Linked DNA regions of Homo sapiens: region 2 is linked to region 1. Evidence: chromatin loops called from intact Hi-C (ENCODE). Cell type or tissue: ascending aorta. All regions are shown on one strand.

Evidence for each region. A loop is a pair of places that touch in the nucleus more often than their neighbours do. Peaks named below come from ENCODE experiments on the same cell type or tissue, not always from the same donor. Only the 100,000 strongest peaks of a DNase experiment are listed, where the experiment ranks them.
Region 2: a loop joins it to region 1, with 5 times the contacts of the local background. A loop is called at or near these places in 6 of 110 quality-filtered maps.

The regions. Positions count from the first base shown.
Region 1 is chr7:44,984,687-44,988,686 of GRCh38, forward strand. SNHG15 (small nucleolar RNA host gene 15) reads right to left here and starts at 2,010. Exons shown (of 3, transcript NR_152597.1): 1 at 1,839-2,010. SNORA9 (small nucleolar RNA, H/ACA box 9) reads right to left here and starts at 824; the gene lies at 692-824. RefSeq lists a silencer at 402-582 and enhancers at 1,109-1,855, 1,701-1,820, 1,856-2,603. In ascending aorta, no CTCF peak of the experiment used is centred here; DNase peaks (open chromatin) are centred at 1,625 and 2,045; H3K4me3 peaks cover 1,732 bases; H3K27ac peaks cover 2,543 bases.
Region 2 is chr7:45,087,082-45,091,081 of GRCh38, forward strand. NACAD (NAC alpha domain containing) reads right to left here and starts at 1,888. Exons shown (of 8, transcript NM_001146334.2): 1 at 1,747-1,888. The coding sequence starts at 1,813. In ascending aorta, no CTCF peak of the experiment used is centred here; DNase peaks (open chromatin) are centred at 1,890 and 2,430; H3K4me3 peaks cover 1,836 bases; H3K27ac peaks cover 2,141 bases.

The sequences.
Region 1 (4,000 bases):
GTTTGTGGCTGGGCAACCCTGGACACATAATTCTGACCTTGGGCCCCTCATCTGTACTGAACTTAAAAACGACCTCATGATGATACCTCAAAGATTTAAAACAATTAAGAGGTCTGGCGCAAAATAGGTGTTCAACATTAGCACCTTCCTCTTCCATGAGTTTTTCCTTTAAGATGAGCACACATTGACCTCACCCTCCACTAGCTCCTGGGGCACTCAGCTCCTCTGCAGAACTGAGACTTTGGTTCTCTTTGCTTTGCCTTGTAAATATCCTATTCCATGAGTCTCTCAGGGCAGGACTCTTCCCTGTTATTCCTCTTCACTGTTTCAACTCCTACCCTTACCACCACTCTTGGCTTCATCCTCAACTTTTATAAGACTTTTGCTTTAAGTGTATAATAAAATAAAATTTGTACTGAGCCTGGAGCACAGCAAACACTCAGGATTCCCTTCACCTTTCACACCAGCATTGTCCAAAACAACTTCCACAGCGACAGAAATGCCCTCTAATCTGTGCGGTCCAATATGGTAGCCACTGGCCACCTGTGGCTACTGATCATCTGAAATGTGGCTAGTGTGAAAATGAAATAAAACTCCAAATTTAATTTAATCATGTGTGCCAAGTGGCTACCACATTAGATGGCACGGATCTATACAAGGCCCAGGACACTAGATCCAGGAGGGAGGAAGTCATTGTCTGAAATTTCTATAACCTTGCTCTGGATGGAGCAGGGCAAGGCCTCAAACCGTTTCAAAACTGTTCTAGCAAGCACTGAAGGAATGCATAGGGTCACCGCAGACCCAAGCACGCTGGAGGCTTGCTACCCTCATTCACCCAAATCCCCCACACTCAAGGAATCTGGCAGTCCACTCTCACTAAGCACCAGTCCCTGCTGGGGGCTGTGGGAAGAGACCAGAGTTCAATTAGGCACCTGAGCTTGGTTCCAGGAGCCCAGAGCTACTAATGACTCTCAGGGAAAGATCCTTTCTGGCTGAGGAAGAAGGGAAGGTGTCTTGGAAGAGATAACCTTATTAAATTATTAAATAGATCAGACAACACGAACTAAACTTCCACATTATTCTATGACACTACAATTCTAGCATGGCTTTTCACTGTGACCAGAAACATCCTTATCATCATGTAGTTAATATAAATACTGCCTTTTCCCCTTCATTTTTTTCTCATGTATCTTACGGCTCAGAAATCACTTCTGAAGGAGTAAGTAGACCAGGCACATGAAGTAGATTTCATTTTCCCCATGAAATAATGGTTCAGAGAAAACGCAGGCCTAGTTCCAGGAAGGCAGAGTTGGGGTCTCTGCAACGTGATTTACCGGGGCATCTTGCAAAGGAGTTGCTGTGACAGTAAGCTCTTCCACTTTGAGACCGTCACCTCAGCCACGGCTCCCACCTAGAAGGGAACAAATGCAGTTAGCTCCAAACGCAGTTAGCTTCAGCTTGTGCCTCTGAACCATTATCCAGCTCTAGCTCCTTGCAACGCCTGGCCCACTCTACAGCCTCTCTTGCGGCAGGTCTACACGCCACCCCATGCCTTCCGGTGAGGTCCCTCCTGACCACACGTCCCATCCCACCTACTGGGGTCCACCCAGGTCATGCAGAAGCCCCACTTCTCGGCTGAAAGAGAAGCACGAGGTTACTCATCAAGTAATCCCCGAGTCTCCTCCGGGTAAAATGTTCCGAACGCGCTCAACCGCCTCTTGAGAGGAAGTAGCACGTGTAGTGAAGGCTTGGTCTCCAAGAATCACTGGTGCCCCCACTCACTGCGGCCCAGCCTCCCACGCCGCCCGCCACTGAACCCAATCCCCCAGGACCCCTACCTGGGCTCAGGAATGGTCAGGCAACACGTGGGGCCCAGGATGGCGGTGGATGACTAGACTGCCGAAGACCGCGCCGCTGCGACTACGAAGTACGGAGTACGGAGTACAGGTCTGCCAGCCAAGACTGACGCCGCGCGCTGCGCCGCGCACCTCGACGTCACCGCGTAGTCCCGCCCCGAAGCCGTGCGTGGCCGGGGCCACAGCGTTTGGGGTAGATGACGTCACGCGGCCGCGGGCGCTCGCTTGGTAGGGTGTGCTGGGGCGTAGAGTTTAGGGTCCTGAGGCTGCGTCTGCGTGTCAACTCAGTGGAGTCTCTCGACCGCCCTTTGTTACCCTCCTTTAGTGACCAGAAGGCTGGAGTTACGTAATCTGCCCCTACAGCTAAAAGGACGGAGGCCTGACGGCGTGGCCTGGAGGGACGCGCTGAGCCCCTAATGGGTGGTGCCTTCCTGGTGCGGCCGCACAGGCGGGGCCGGGCGGAATCCAAGCACGATGTGGACACGGAGCCTTGGGAATGAACAGGAGCCTGCCTGTGGGAGCATGTGGGAAAGGTGATGCAGGTGGAAGGGCAAATACAAATTATACATAGGGTTTAATTTTCCCTGAGGAAAAGAAGGGACGAGAAACCATCCCCCTCCCTTTTTCTTTCAAAATTTCAGCCTCTCTCCTTTCCAAATGTACTCAAGTCTTTTTCTTATATGGCCAGGTTCAACTCAGGAATGTTTCTTGGGAGCCATCTCCTTGAAGTGTAATTGTTGGCTGGGTGCGGTGGCTCACGCCTGCAATCCCAGCACTTTGGGAGGCTGAGGCGGGCGGATCACAAGATCAAGAGATCGAGACCATCCTGGCCAACATGGTGAAACTCTGTCCCTACTAAAAATACAAAAATTAGCTGGGCATGGTGAAGCGTGCCTGTAGTACCAGCTACTCGGGAGGCTGAGGCAGGAGAATCGCTTGAACCCGGGAGGCGGAGGTTGCAGTGAGCCGACATAGCACCACTGCACTCCAGCCTGGAGACAGAGCGAGACTCTGTCTCAAAAACAAAGAAAGAAAAAAATGCAATTGTTAAGGGACGAAAGGGCCAAGAGTCCAGCTTCTTAGGAGGACAAAGGCTTAACTTGGCACCTGACTCCAAATTGCAAAACCTACATAATGTGATGGGCTATCTCTACTTAGCTGCATAGAAAAAGTGAGTTTCTGTCTTTGTGTTGCCTTTAGCAGGTTGCATGTGATGTACGGCATCACAATCTGGTTTAATACTTATTCAGTAATGGTTTTCTGTCTCTTCTACCTTTGTGGAGAGGTTTCATGGGTTGGGAGGAAACTACTCTCCACCCCCCACCCACCCCCAGGCAGAGGAAAGCACATTGAAAGGTCCTGAAATTGGGAAGGACATGGTTTGCTGGTGATACAGCTAAGTATTACAAGTTTGTAGTGTTCTGGAAGGGTCTCAATGAGGAGCGGGAGATAAGGACGATGTGTTCAAGGGTCTTGAATGATCAGGCTAGAAAAGTGAGAACGTGGTTCTATAAGTAAAAGCAGAGCAGTGCTTGAAACTCGTATTTTATGTATTGCACCTAGTAAATACATTCAATCACTTTACAGTATACAAATCCCATACTTCACTAAGTGTCAAAACCCTAACAGACAGATAAGGCAGAACTGTTACTTCCAGATTACTAACGTGGAAACTAAGCCCCACCCAAACAAGTTAAGTGGTTTGTTCAAGACCTCCTACAACAGGCTGGGCGCGGTGGCTTATGCCTGTCATCCCAGCACTTTGGGAGGCCGAGGCGGGGAGGCGGGTGGATCACCTGAGGTCAGGAATTTGGGGCTAGCCTGACTGACATGGAGAAACCCGGTCTCTACTAAAAATACAAAATGAGCCGGGCGTGGTGGTGCCTGCCTGTAATCCCAGCTACTTGGGAGGCTGAGGCAGGAGAATTGCTTGAACCCAGGGGGCGGAGGTTGCGGTGAGCCGAGATCGCGCCATTGCACTCTAGCCTGGACAACAAGAGTGAAACTCCATCTCAAAAAAAAAAAAAAAAAAAAGGACCTCCTACAACAGCCAGGGCCTGGTGCAGGTTGTCCTAGCACAGGGTTCACTGGTCTGTCCATTCTGCCACTGCTATGAGATTGTAATGGCCCAACAGGTTCACCTT
Region 2 (4,000 bases), 100 kb after region 1:
TGAGAAAGGAGTCCATAGGAAGTAGCCCTCATGGGTCAGAAAGGACTTAGGGGACTCAGGAAGATGGAAGAAAACCCCTCCGAGGTTGCGGCACACCAGACCGCTATGGTTTTCTGCCTCCTGGACTCTTACTGGCCTGTATTTTATCACAGGCGAGATCACATTGCACATTCAGTTTTGAATCTAGCTATTTTCACCCAACCTAATCTCATAAGCATTTTCCTGTGTGCTCTAAATGCTCATAAGCTTCATTTTAAATGTCTCCATTATGTCCACTCCCTCACTTGGACCTAGGCCAAAGGCACCTCTGTTTGAAGCATCCAATGAAGGCCCTTCAGAGCCCAGGCCAGGTCTTGCCCAAGGTGGGGGAGCGGCGGCACACAGGGGCCAGCTCTCCAGGCTGCAGATGCCTGCCTGGTGGCTCCTGCTCTCCCGCACTCACTGGTGACCAGGACAACATCTCTTGCACCTCAGCTTTCTCATCTACAAAGCAGAGCCAGGATTAGAGTTGAAGCTGAAAGAAGGGGGACCCTGTTGCCAGGCTGCTCCAGCTCCCCTCAGCAGCATCAGAGCCCTGAGCCCTGAACCACCAGCCAAAACTTGTCACCCAAGGGCTTTGCTGCTGGGGTGATGGGACATCCAGGGGGTCCTGAGACAAGGGGGTCCTTTGGGTTCTTGCATGCCTGACACCCAACATCAGGAGTGGGCGTGGCTGGTGGGGCATCACTGGGTGCCCTGAAGCTGGGCTCTTGGTTCTGGCCCCTGGTGTGGCCCCCAGGGCAGGGGAACGGCTGAGCTGTTGGGATGGAGCAGAAACCAAAGGCCAAAGGTTTTTATAACTCATTCAAGGTCACCAAGCAAGCCAGAACAGAGCCAGCACAAGACCCTGGGGCTGGGAAGTCTGGGCCTGCACTCCCTGCCTCCCACCTAGAGCAGAGGCAGCAGCCTGTGTCACCCCAAACCAGGCCCCAGGCCCCAGCAGTGGTCCCATCTCTGGGTGACTTCTTGCCCACAGCAAGGTGCCCTTGGCCCTACCCACACATGGCTGACCTCCACGCCAGGACTGTCCAGGCTCGGCTCTTTCTAGGCCCCGTAGACCCCATCAGCCTCCACCAGCATTTGTTGACCCAGCCTAAGGACAGGTGGTCTGCACACCCAGGGCCATTGCTAATCAGGCCACCTCCCCCAAGGCCTTCCACCTTCCAGACCCAACTTAGGCTTTATTCCACCACCTGGCCCTCCATCCGGGCTTCCTAGGCTCTGGCCAGTCCTGCTCCTCCCTCCAGAGCCATGACCAGTCGCCGGCCCAGGACAGACCGGGTGCAACTGAGGACCCTCCCGGTGGTCACCTGATCGTACTGGGGGTATCAGCCGGACACCCCGCCTCCAGAACCCGCTGCCTCTGTCCAGAGCGGCCCAGCCCCAGCAGGCTGGCAGCTCGGTGCAAACAACGGGATGCAGCGGGCGGGATGCGAGCCCCACGATCCCTGGGTCGGAAGCCAAGGGCTTAAGCCCCCACGTTCTTTCTGGCTCGCGGCGGGCACTTCGTGCGCCCCACCTTCCCCGCAGTTCTGAGAGAGGCGGTAGCAGGGTTCAGATGGAGGGAAGGACAGGGCGCGGAAAGGGGAGGGGACTCGAGGGGGGCCAGGGGGATGGGGGAGAGGGGTGAAAGGTGAGCGATGGAAAGAGAACCCGGGCTGGAGAGGGGAGAGGCTGAAGGCAGGGAAAGAGTGGCCACGGCCTCACCTGTGCGGGGCCCGGGTCGGTCCGCCTCGGGCAGCAGCAGCTCGGCGCGGGCAGCCTCCCCAGGCATGGCCTGGCCGTGCGCCCGCCCGTCCCTCAGTCCTTCCGACCCTCCGTCAGTCCGTGCCGCCGCCCCGCCGAGCCTGCGCGGCCACCGCCCCTCGGCCGGGCGGTGGGGGCAGTGGGTGACGTCAGGCCGCCCCGCCCGCCTGTCCCAGCGAGTGAGCGTGCGCGGGCTCGCCAGGCACTGCGGAGGGCGTAGGGGGGGCTCCCTCCCCGCCCCCACCCCACCCGGCTGTGGCCTCCCTCTCGCTGTGGGCGGTTTCGTGGGGGAGCGGGGGTGGGCGCCTGCGCCCGGTCCCACCCTTTCCACAGCATTTACGAGGGAGGGTTTCAGGGCCAATTGGAAGCTGGGTTGCCTCAGGGTGGCATTCGCCCGTGGCCAGGAAGAGGCGGGGACGCCCCTAGAACCCTGGTTGTGGGAGGCTGGGGAGGTGGTTGGGATTCTGGGATGCTCGGAGCGCTTTGGGTGGAGTTGGCGGCGCAGCCTCCTTCCCCGCTGACCAAGCAGAGGGTGCAGGGCCTGGGGAGGGAGGGGGCCCCGCCCAGCCCGATGCCTCCATGCAAAAGGTGAGCTGGAGCTGCAGCTCTGGAGTGATTGGCTGGTCCTGGCAGTCGTCGGTCTCCGTGGCAACCGCCTCCTGTCTCCATGGCAACCAGGGATGGAGCCGACGAGAGCGCACCAGGGAAGGCGACCCGGATGGGTCGGTCTCCAGGTCTCTAGGCAACTCGGTGATCTGTCCTATCATCTCCCCTCCACCCCCACACTAGGCAGTAGAAGGAAAAGGAAGAAAGTGTTTCCCTCTATTCCTGGCAGCACCCTCTGCCACACCTCCCAGGAGGAAGCCCGCCCCGTGAATTTCCTGAAATGCCTCTTGCTTTCACACAGGCTACTGCGCCACCCAGATTCACTGAGCACCCCTCCTCCCCCGTGCCAGGCACCAGGGAGACAGATGAATGAGACATTGTCATCACCCCTGACTGGGGTGGGGGGAATCAGAGTAGCCATTGTCACAGGCAGGGAGGGAGGTTTCAACATCCTCAGTCTTCTGTGGGTTCTAACTTTGAGCTCATGAAGCCAGGGGCTGCCCTCTGACTCCCCCAGACCTGCCTCAAGGCTCAGTGCTACACACCTGGCTGCCTGCTGGGCATCTCTCCCCGCTGTACCCCAGGAGTCAGACACACCACACCATTAGAATTAACATCAACTTCAAACAATCTCTTCCAGAAAACAAAAGAGAAGGGGACACTTCCTAACTCATTTTATAAGGCAAGAAATATCCTGATGTCAAAACTAACAATGTGTCGCCAGGCGCGGAGGCTCACGCCTGTAATCCCAGCACTTTGGGAGGCCGAGGCTGGCGGATCACGAGGTCAGGAGATCGAGGCCATTCTGGCTAACGTGGTGAAACCCCGTCTCTACTAAAAATACAGAAAATGAGCCGGGAGTGGTAGCGGGCTCCTGTAGTCCCAGCTACTCAGGAGGCTGAGGCAGGAGAATGGCGTTAACCCGGGAAGCGGAGGTTGCAGTGAGCCGAGATCGCACCACTGCACTCCAGCCTGGGCGACAGAGCGAGACTCCGTCTCAAAAAAAAAAAAAAAAAAAAAAAAACTAACAAAGTGTCAATACACCCCAAGACCCCCAAAACGAAAACTGCAGACCAGCATCTCTCATGAATTCAGGCACAAAAATTCTCAATATTGGCAAATCAAATATAATGATGTATAAAAAAAATACACCATGACCAAGTGGAATTTATTCCACGTATGCAAGGCTGGTTTGACAGTTGAAAATCAATCAACAATACTCCAGAACACCAACAGGCTAAAGAAGAAAAATTTTGGTATCAGTTGACACAGAAAATGTGTTTGACATAACCAACATCATTCATGATTTAAAAAAAAACACTTTCAGCAAGTTAAAAATAAACTTGATAAAGATCTTATATAAAAAACTTATACAGCTAACATCATACTTAATGGTGAAAGACTGAATGCTTTTTAAGATTGGGAACAAGGCAAGGGTGTCCGCACTCACCACTCTTTTCAACATATTATTGGAATTTCTAAACCTTGCAATAAAGCAAGAAGAAATAAAAGGCAGATTGACTTCCAGAATGAAAGCATGGGGAGTTCTGCTGAGCAGCTCCCCAGTGAAACTGGTAAAAATTATTATTATTAATTTTAATTTTTTAAT